Regions from separate parts of the Homo sapiens genome. Here region 2 is linked to region 1. The links are chromatin loops, found by intact Hi-C in ENCODE. Cell type or tissue: A673. All regions are shown on one strand. Each heading gives the region's core, and the rest is flanking DNA. Links, peaks and the distances in the headings are about the cores only.

Region 1 (5,073 bases), core at 1,247-3,746:
TTTTTATTTGGTGAGATAAAAAGACACTAAATTATTTTTGGTATGTGCCTCTTGATTAACTCTGCCTTGGGCATTAGTCCTCAACAGGAAACTTATTCCCCACCCTTAATTCCTTAAATTAAGAAACCTTCAGGCTGCAATCCACTGTGTGCCATGAATCAGCACCTATTGGTGAAATGTGACAATACAGTTTACCTCAAAATAATACAGCCAAAGAAGGTCTGGTGCGGTGGCTCACACCTGTAATTCCAGCACTTTGGGAGGCCATGGCAGGTGGATCACTTGAGGTCAGGAGTTCGAGACCAGCCTGGCCAACATGATGAAACCACATCTCTATTAAAAATACAAAAAATTAGCAGGGCATGGTGACATGCACATGTAGTCCCAGCTACTCAGGAGCCTGAGGCAGGAGAATCGCTTGAACCCAGGAGGCAGAGGTTGCAGTGAGCCAAGATGGCACCACTGCACTCCAGCCTGGGCGACAGAGTGAGACTCTGTCTCAAAAAAAAAAAAAAGATGAAGGGCTTTATCAATAAGAATCTAGAACTGTAATTTTAGATTCTTAATCAAGAGGTGATTTTGCTCCCTTCCTCCCTGTGTACAATGTCTGGAAACATTTAGGACTGTCACAGCTGGCATCTAATGGGTAGACTCCAGGAATACTGCTGAACACCCTATACTGCACAGGCCAGCTCCCACCGCAAGGCATCATCTGGTCTATAATGTCATTAGTGCCAAAGTAGAGAAACCTTGTCTAAAACCTTCTGCATGGAGCCAGCTGACTTAGCCCTGGAGAATTTGTAGGGATCAAAGGCCAAGAGGAGGAAGAAAAAGAGGTACAAATGGCCCTGGGTCAAAGAGGTACTACAAAATGCTCAGCCAAAGAGTGTGGATGCTGCTCATCCTCCCAGCTGCCCGGAACAACAAAGAAAGGGTCCTCTTAGTCTTTACCTTGCCAGAAGTTGTCAATGACTGCTTTCTTCATGGGATTAGGGTTTAATTTGGTCACAGAAAGAATTCTATTCCATGATTCATCACCTGGCCAGCTGACAAACTACCCCAGCTCTATAAAGCATTCTTATATCACTGTTAGCTTTTAACAGGGCCTAAATCAATGAAAGAAGGGATGGAGGCAGGGAGAAAGGAATTAAAAAATAAATTCAGGAATTGTGAACAGACAACATCTAAAAAATAGGCTATCTCATTACTTTTGTCAAAATCTAAATGATCATGTTGTCCTTTCTCTTGAGAGACCTTGTTACCTAACCATTTTTATTTTGGGTAATTTGCATGGGGCATTTGCATAAGGGTAAAACTTAAAGATTCTTCTCATGTATTATTAATGTCATAAGGAGATCATGATATTAGATGTATTTCTTGTTGCTATTCAATTCCTAGAAAAATTACATGAATCAACTGAACTGTAAATATCAAACTGATCCAGCATAAAAAGATCAACATCATGTCTTTAGATCCTAATAATCCAAACGAGTATGGTAGCTAGCTTTTATCTGTGATACTCTTCGGGCCAAACTGCAACCTAATGGATTACTTAAGAATCTAAATTTTAAAAAGAGTTATAGTAAGGAAGTACATGCCTCACGAAACAGTGTTTCCTTTGTAAGTATTCATTACGGGTTCCATTAAACACAAAGCCCACTTAGTTGACTGGAGTATTTACCTTCTTCCCAGTTGGGGAGGGAAAGAGAGGTGCCAACCAAAGATTGGTCACAAAAAATTAAGCACTGGGTAGGGCAACAAGGACTGCCCTTAAAGTAGTTCCTGCATAAACTGCCATAGTAGCCCCATATTTTCATTGCCCCCTCCCAACACAGTGCGTTATTTCAGCATATTCTCAAGTTTTACCATGTAACATAAACTCATCTCTAAATTATAAATTGTGTAAATATGTCACCAAGAAATGCTAAAATGCTGCTATTGAATATGAATTGTTTATCCCAGGCCTCTAATGTTCTATGCCCTAAGCTTCAGAGATATTAGATACTAAAATTTGATTAAAACCATATTCCTTGCATTTGCTGCCATTATCAATGATGCAAATTCACACATGTGTTAGCTAATGAAGCAGCCAGACAGGGTTTCACAGGCAGAGAAAAGGCTGAAAGAAATCTTTTTTGCCAAACAGAAAGTGGCCCAACTGTGGGAAATGATATGGATACCCAAGGTAGTCCTCAAAGCCAAAACTGTAAATAAGATTAGACCCTCACATGGTTCCATGGTCTGAGTATACATTACAACATTTTAAACCAAACATTCATTTCATTGTAGGGATTTATGCCAGCTGGCATAGCACAGTTGACCAAAGTGAAAATCGAGCTTGAGTTTTCCTTCCTTGTAAAACTCAGTACGTTTGTAGCATTAGCCCCTTACCAGAAGAGGGCAACGGTGGCCAGGCTGGCATTATTCACAAAGAATAAAGTTACCTGCAGCCAAGGTAACGTTTGCCAAGGGAGCCAGACCTTAGGAAACTGCCTGCAGAACTGCTGGCTTCTGAGTGTCACACATGCAAAGAAACAAGGCTCTCTGCCTTTCCTTTTCCTTGGATGAACTAACAGGCGACTGAGAGATCAAACCGTTGCAATATTTCTAATTGATGATACAGAAGCACTGCTCACTGCAACCAACTCACCATATTTATTTAATCCTTTTTTTTTTTTTTAAAGAGACAAGGTCTTGCTGTGTTGTTCAGGCTGTCCTCAAATTCCTGGGCTCAAGCGATCCTCCTGCCTCAGCCTCCCAAAATGCTGCCATTACAGGCATAGGCCATCAGCGCCCAGCCCTATTCACCACATTTTAAAGTTATCCTCTCTCCTGTCCATACTAGCTATAAAACTTGTCACATTCCAAAAAACAAGAAGGTGTGTTAAAGATCTCTAAGTGGAGAACTATTATGTAAATAGTATATAAGAAGTTTGCAAATTATAGATACCGTAAGAGCCATTCTACATTCAGGTTCAAGTTCACCCACAGTGCCCTGACTTTTCGGACTCCCTTGGTGGAGTCTCCGGCGCTCATTTCTGCTTTTCTCCCTCACTAGTGTTTCCAGGCTCATCTTTCTAAACAGTGTGTCTCTAGCTCAGGGTCTTCAGGCTTTCTCAAAACAAAGCATTCTCCAAAATCCTTACCCCTTTGAAAGCATTTGATCTGCTATGCAAATTTACTCAATATTTGCTTTTTAAACACATTCATCTCTAGTGAAGGAAAGAACTTGTTTTTAGTTAATAAAATTCAGGCATATGTGAGTAGTGAACACCTGGGTGAAGGGGTGAGGATGGAGCATGAATGTGCATGCAACACAGGTAGTTCCATTATTCTCTCCTGGTTTGGGAATTCATGAGACTAAGGATGAAACCTCTTAAGTTCATACCTTGACTCTTACCCTAGACAAAACTACATGTTCTTGGGCCGGGCGCAGTAGCTCATGCCTGTAATCCCAGTACTTTGGGAGGCCGAGGAGGTGGATCACCTGAGCTCAGGAGTTCGAGATCAGCCTGGCCAACACGGCGAAACCCCATCTCTACTAAAAATACAAAAATTAGCTGGGCATGGTGGCACGCACCTGTAATCCCAGCTACTTGGAAGGCTGAGGCAGGAGAACTGCTTGAACCCAGGAGGCGGAGGTTTCAGTGAGCCAAAATCACACCACTACACTCCAGCTTGGGCAACAGAGCAAGACTCTGCCTCAAAAAAACAAACAAAACCTGCACGTTCTTTCCAAACCTGCTCCCTCCTCCTGTTTTGACTCAGCCAGTGGCACTAGGACTTATCCAATTCTGAGACCTCAACACTTCCCTTCCTCAGCAGCCATTTGCAATTCATCACTTCTAACCCCTTCCATGCCTCCAGGCCAAGCCATCACCTGCTCCAGCCTGGCCTTCTGCAACCGTCTTCCCTGGTCTCTCTCCTGCAACAACTCACTTTCAATCTATTACCAGTCTGTTGCCAGAGCGATCATGCCATGCCCTGCCTCCACACCCCAAACCTCATCCCAGCTAAAAACCTTTGGAGGGGCCTTCCACTCCTCTCAGAATAAAGACTAAAATCCTAGGAAGCTGGTAAGAGGTTGACCATATCCCGGTACACCCAAGTCAGTTGCATTTTACGCCTTTCTATCCAGGCGTAATTATTAATAGCTCCCCCTTCTGCTCTAAAAATTATCTTGATTTTCATAACAACCTATGTGGTCTCCTTTCATGGTAACCTATGTGGTCTCCTACAAGTACATGATAACCTACAAGCCTCTGTGAGGTCTGGCCCCTGCCAGCTTCTCCAGCACCATGCCAACCCACTGTCCCCTGTGCTCTGCTCCAGCCCTGCTGGCCTCTGTTCATGCACTCGTTTTTAATTTATTGAGCATACCCCAGACGCCAGCCCTGCGCCAGGAGCTGAACACGGAGCAGGACAAAGCAGAAAGGACCTTGGCTCTGCTGGAAGGAGCTCCCCATTCCTTCTTCTACCCCACCTTCCCCTAGGCTCAGGCTTGACTCGAGGCTCCTTCTTTACGGAAACCTTCTAAGGCTCCAGACCAGGGCAACTCACCCTTTATCTTGCAGGCAGCATCATGTACCTCTTTTTGAAACAATGATTCAAGATTGCAATTTTTCCTGCTTCTGTGTGATTGATCTGACTGCCAGCTTCCTCCAAGAGACAATAAGGTCTGCAATTTAGTTATTGATGATTGACACCCTAATGCTTACCAATGCCTAGCCCACAGAAGGTGCTCAATAAGTATATTGCAGAAAGAAAGGAAGGAGGCAGGGAATACATGCTCACTCCCCGACTCAGGGCCAACACTCCTTCCTGGGTCCCAGTGCAGTTCTAATGGTGCCCAGGGCCTTACAAATCCTCTCATAACCTTGGCTTCTGCCCTGTTTACCCCTACCCACAAGGCACAAAGTTGGTTCAAGGGGGCTCTGGCAGAAGTGACCCACCACCCTCACCCTGCCTCGGCTGAGACAAAACTCTGTGCTCCACATGCAGACTCTCCCTCCCAGCAAAAGGCTGGAGGAAGATCTGGGAACTCATAACCAAAGGAAAAAGGGAGGGCAATGT
Region 2 (5,073 bases), core at 1,250-3,749, 450 kb after region 1:
TTCTCAGATTTGCTCAGGAGAATCTGGGTGCCAGTTGTTGGCAGTATCCTGGTATATTCCTTAGCCCCAGGGCCTCTATGCTGACTCACCTTGTCTGGGTTTGCTTGCTAGCTGCTGCATTTTCTCTCTGCTACAGTGGCCAGCACAGCTGCTGTTTTTTTCCAAAGCCCTCTTTCACAGAGCTGTTAGGTAGGAGGCCACTGCGTTTCCATGATTGTGCGGATGACATATGTGTCTGACAGGGATTCTAGCACCTCAAAGCTGGCCTGGGATGGAGAGCTCACCAAAAATACTGCAGTTGCTGGATGCCAGGGAATTTATTGAGCTTTGGAGCCAGCAGGATGCAGAGTAAACAGCATAGAAATAGAGTGAGTCAGGATGCTTAATCCTGACTTTGCCTCTTGGCTAATTGTATGGCCTTGAGTGGGACCCTTGACCTGCATTTCTTTAATTGAGACAAGGTAGCCTCTGAAGTCCCTTTCAGCTCTAAAATGCTAGAATTCAAGGACCGAATAGGGCTTTATAAAAATGAAATGCCAGAAAGCATGGAGTTAGTTGTCTAATTAGAGGAAGTTCTGATAGGCTAGAACACTGGTTCTCAAAGTGGGGTCCCTAAACCTGCAGCATCGCAACATCACCTAGGAACTTGTTAGATCACAGCTCACTGCAGCCTCGAACTTCTCAGCTGAAGGGATCTTCCTCCCATGTAGATGGGACAACAGGCTCACACCACAATGCCTGGCTAATTTTTAAAAAGTTTTTGTAGAGATGGGGTCTCACTATATTGCCCAGGCTGGTCTCAAACTCCTGGCCTCGAGTGATACTCCTGCCTCGGCTTACCAAAGCACTGGGATTACAGGCATGAGCCACCATGCTGGGCCCAGAACTTGTTAGAAATGCAAATTTTCAGGCTCCACTCCAGACCCTCTGAAGCACTCTCTCAGCAGGTACTCATGTTCACATGAGAAAGAGGTAACCAGCTCTATTAGCAAAGGTAGATAATTAATTAACCAACTTATTCATGGATAACCTATTTCTGTGTGCAAGAAACTGTTTTATTCTTGGGGTGAAAGTAAAGGTGAAGGTGCACAGCTATTGTAAGAGAGTGTGAGAGTAGGGCCCAGCAATTTGTGTATTAACGAGCTCTTCAGGTGATTTGAATACAGGTTCAAGTTTGAGACTTACTGATCTAAAGCTGTGTTATTCCAAGTGTGGCTCACATCATCGGCATCATCTGGGAGCTGCCCGAAGAAGCAAAAGCTTAGCACTACCTCTTTAGAACTCCTGTGCCAGAATCTCCATTTAACAAGATTCCCAGTGATTTGAATGCACATAACAGCTGAGAAATCCTGGGTGCAGCCTCCATTCTTGGAGAGTGTAATCCAATAGAAAGGGGTTGGGGGGAGTGGCAGCAGGAGAGCAGAAATTTACATTTCTAAAAAGCTCCCAAACACGGCTGATGTTGCAGGTTCAGGGACCACTTTGAGTAACAAGGCTCTAGATTTTAGCCCAGGCTTAGAATCTTGAATATGGAAGGGTTTCAACCCAGAAGTTGGTTTCAGCTACACTGTACAGATGTGCAGGTTGTGCACTGCCAAATTCCAGAAGGCAACATTTGCATAGACTGAGTCAAGAACCTGAACCCCAAAGCTAAGAGGCAGGGGCTAGCTAAAGAGTGGGTTTTAGAGAGTGTTAGAATTGGGTTTGGATCCTAATCCTGCCACTTACTTAGTTGACCTTGGGAAATATATTTAACTCTGAGCCTCGATTTCCTCATCTGTAAAATGGAGATGAACATACCTGTGTCCCAATATAAGATACTCAACAGTAAGCACCCAGTAGAAGCCCAGATATTTGCAAATAGCTATTCTCTCTGGACTTTCCTTTCAACCAAGGGAAGAGTAGTTGTATAGGTTCCTTTCCTCCTTCAGTCTCATCCTGGCCAGTGGCCTAATCCCCTGGTCAGGCTGAAGGCCAGGTGAGTATCATGGGCTTTTCTTTAGAGCTCCCAGGGGTCAGATGAAGGTGATACCACCATAATGCAGACTGTTTCTATTTAGGAAAGCTTCCCATGGGTTTGTACAAATCAGTTCATAAAAATGACCAACACAGCCAGTTTCAAACCATGCCCTGAGTTCACGTGCTTACCAAAGTCATAAAAAACAGCAATAGTTTCTGGTCCCACCAAGGCTTTGATGCCCCTGGTGCCTGGAATCACTCAAAGGCTTTGCAGGGGAAGGCACTTTGGCCCACTGGACCTGGAAATCTTCGCTCTTCTGCATAAAGAACCCATTTAGACCCCTTGTGTGTTTCTGTGCGAGAAAGACCATCAGAAATTCTCTGAAACAAACCTAAAGATGCATTTGGGGTGAGGGAGAGCCCATTTGGGGGTACAAGCAGGCAAGCAGGATACTTTTGAAAATCAGTTGCTTATATAGGTGTAGGTCTGTGTCTGGAGTCTGTACTCTGTCCATTGATAATTATGTCTACCCTTATATCAATCCATGCTGTCTTGATTCCTGTTAAGTCTTGACATCTGGTATAATCTTTCAACTGAAAAATAAAAAGCTCATTAAAACACAAACCAGGGGAAGGCTATGAGACCAGATAAATCTTGATCAGAAACTAGACATAATTAAATTTATTTCTTTGCAGTTTACGAGAAGCAAAATAAGTATATATACATATTTCTAAATTCAGGGACTGGTTGAAATTTTAGCAGGAGCTGAGAGGCTGAGTTCTGAGGGATTTCAGCCTAAGAATAGCCACTAGAGGGCCTAGGAGATCCAGAAACACTGCATGGTGTTTGTAGGAGCCAGGCAGGCCCAGAGAGCCGCCAAGGCCTGAGTATGGTGTTCAAGGTGAACCTGATTCCTGAAAACCTCACCAGGTGCTCACCTTCACATGAGAAAGAAGTAACCAGCTCTGTTAGGGAAACTAGATAATTCATTAAGCAATTTATTCACCAATAACCTATTTCTGCATGCAAGACACCGTTCTATTCTTGGGGTTAAGGGAAGCTGAGAATGCAGGACTATTATAAGCAGGCCTCTCACTTAGGGCTCAGTGATGGCATCAAGGACCAGCTTGGGAGGTGTGGGCTTTGATGCCCATTATTTCCATGTGCTGCACCAATAAACTTAAAATCAAGATAAAAACAGCGTGTGTGCTAAGCAAATACAGCTTCAAGTCAAATCCCTTTAGGTCACTAGACTGCCACACTTTAATCCCTCTACAGAAACTCTAGAGTTTTTGTGATTGGAGCTTTGTGATGTGTCTTGAAGCAGGGATGAAGCTGATTTCTCTATTATTGTTTAAAAAGTCCTTAAAGTATGCAGTACTTTACAGACAGAATACAAAAAAAGTTTAGAAAGTCACCTTTCCTAGAGAGACCTAGGGGCTATCTAGTTACGGCATGTGCTAGAAAATGACCTACAAGGTATGTTCTAGCCTGAGGAATTGCTGGCATGTGAATCATGAGGACAGATGCATGGGCAGAATGTGCCATTTCCTCTGTCAGCATCTGCTAGGCAAGAGATGCCTTCCCCTAGGCCCCCTGGCTCTGCAGTTTTCCCGCCTATGGGAGGCCTTTTACCAACATGACCTATGCCACCCACCCTCACTCCCACACCACCACATCTGGCAGCAAATTTTGTAAGCCAGGAAGTTTGGGGGGTACAAAAGAGGGGCTCCTTGAAGTGGGAGAAGGGTCTCCCAGTCCATGGATAGCTCTAAAAGAGCTGAGTCCTAGATGACTTGCAGATATGGTCTCCTCCATGATCAGAGCTTCTAAAAGAGGAAAGAAATTGGTTCTTTCATCATGTTTCCTTGGCCATGGGAGAAAGTCAGATAAAACAAGCAAGATAAAACAGATGTTATCAAGCAATGCAGTGATGCTTCCCTTTCTTATAGAAATTTCCTTTTCAGAGGGTAAAAACCCAGTTAACTTCTCATATACCAATTTCCCCAGGATATAAGGAGGGTCTTCCCTGTAAGATTTGCTGTCTGGATTACTGAGGCCAGCCCCTCTGACTTCTCTCTTTCCACCTGTTTATATTAGGAAAGCTTGCCATGGGTTTGCACAAATCGATTCATAAAAATGACCAACGCAGCCAGTTGCAAACCATGCCCTGGGTTCACTTACTTACCAAAGTCACAAAAAACAGTAATAGTTCCTGGCCCTGGAAAGAGAGAGGTCATAGGGACTGGCCTCAGTAATCCACACCCATCCTCCTATAGATACAACTTTTGTCTGATCACTCTTTGCTCCCTAGCTTCTATCATGAGTTCAAGTGTCCTTACCCGACTCCCAAGGACAGGCCATCCTTTCCACTCAGTACTCATCCTTTACTCTTGTAACTGCTCAACAGGTTCATTTTGCCAGCTGTCCAGATAGAATCGATTTATCAAGACAGAGAAATTGCCATAAAGAGTTTAATTCTCGCAGAGCCGGCAGAATGCGAGGCCAGAGTTTTATTACTACTCAAGTCAATCTTACCAAAAATTTGGAGACTGGGGATTTTAAGGATAAATTGATGGGTAGGGGGTGCAGGAAGTGGAAAGTGCTGATTGGTTGGGTTGGAGATGAAGTCATGAAAAGTTGAAGCTGTCCTCTTGTCCTCATTCCCAGATGGTTAGGCATTCTAAGTCACAGCATGAGATGGGAGGTCAGTACAAGATATAGGCCATAAAGACCTTGCTGATAAAACAGATTACAGTAAAGAAGATGGCCAAAACCCACCAAAACCAAGAGAGCAATGAGAGTGACCTCTGGTCATCCTCATTGCTCATTATAGGTCAATTATAATGCTTTAGCATGCTAAGAGACACTCCCACCAGCACCATGACAATGTACAGGTGCATGGCAACGTCAGGAATTTACCCTATATGGTCTAAAAGCCTGAGGAACCGTTAGTTACAGGAATTGCCCAGTCCTTTCCTGGAAAGCTCATTATTAATCCACCCTTTGTTTAGCATATAATCAAGAAAAAACCATAAAAATGGGCAACCAGCAGCCCTCAGGGCTGCTCTGCCTATGGAGTAGCCATTCTTTATTCCCTTACTTTTTAAGTA

What was found. Peaks named below come from ENCODE experiments on the same cell type or tissue, not always from the same donor. Only the 100,000 strongest peaks of a DNase experiment are listed, where the experiment ranks them.
Region 2: a loop joins it to region 1, with 3 times the contacts of the local background. A loop is called at or near these places in 4 of 110 quality-filtered maps.

Annotation. Positions count from the first base shown.
Region 1 is chr20:10,533,972-10,539,044 of GRCh38, reverse strand. All of the region lies in intron 2 of SLX4IP (SLX4 interacting protein), which reads right to left. Among named protein-coding and RNA genes, the nearest start is that of SLX4IP, 100 kb to the right of the region's middle. In A673, for the core only: a CTCF peak has its summit at 2,381 (motif pointing right); no DNase peak of the experiment used is centred there; H3K27ac peaks cover 1,294 bases.
Region 2 is chr20:10,088,461-10,093,533 of GRCh38, reverse strand. All of the region lies in intron 3 of SNAP25-AS1 (SNAP25 antisense RNA 1), which reads left to right. Among named protein-coding and RNA genes, the nearest start is that of ANKEF1, 56 kb to the right of the region's middle. In A673, for the core only: a CTCF peak has its summit at 2,764 (motif pointing right); a DNase peak (open chromatin) is centred at 2,783.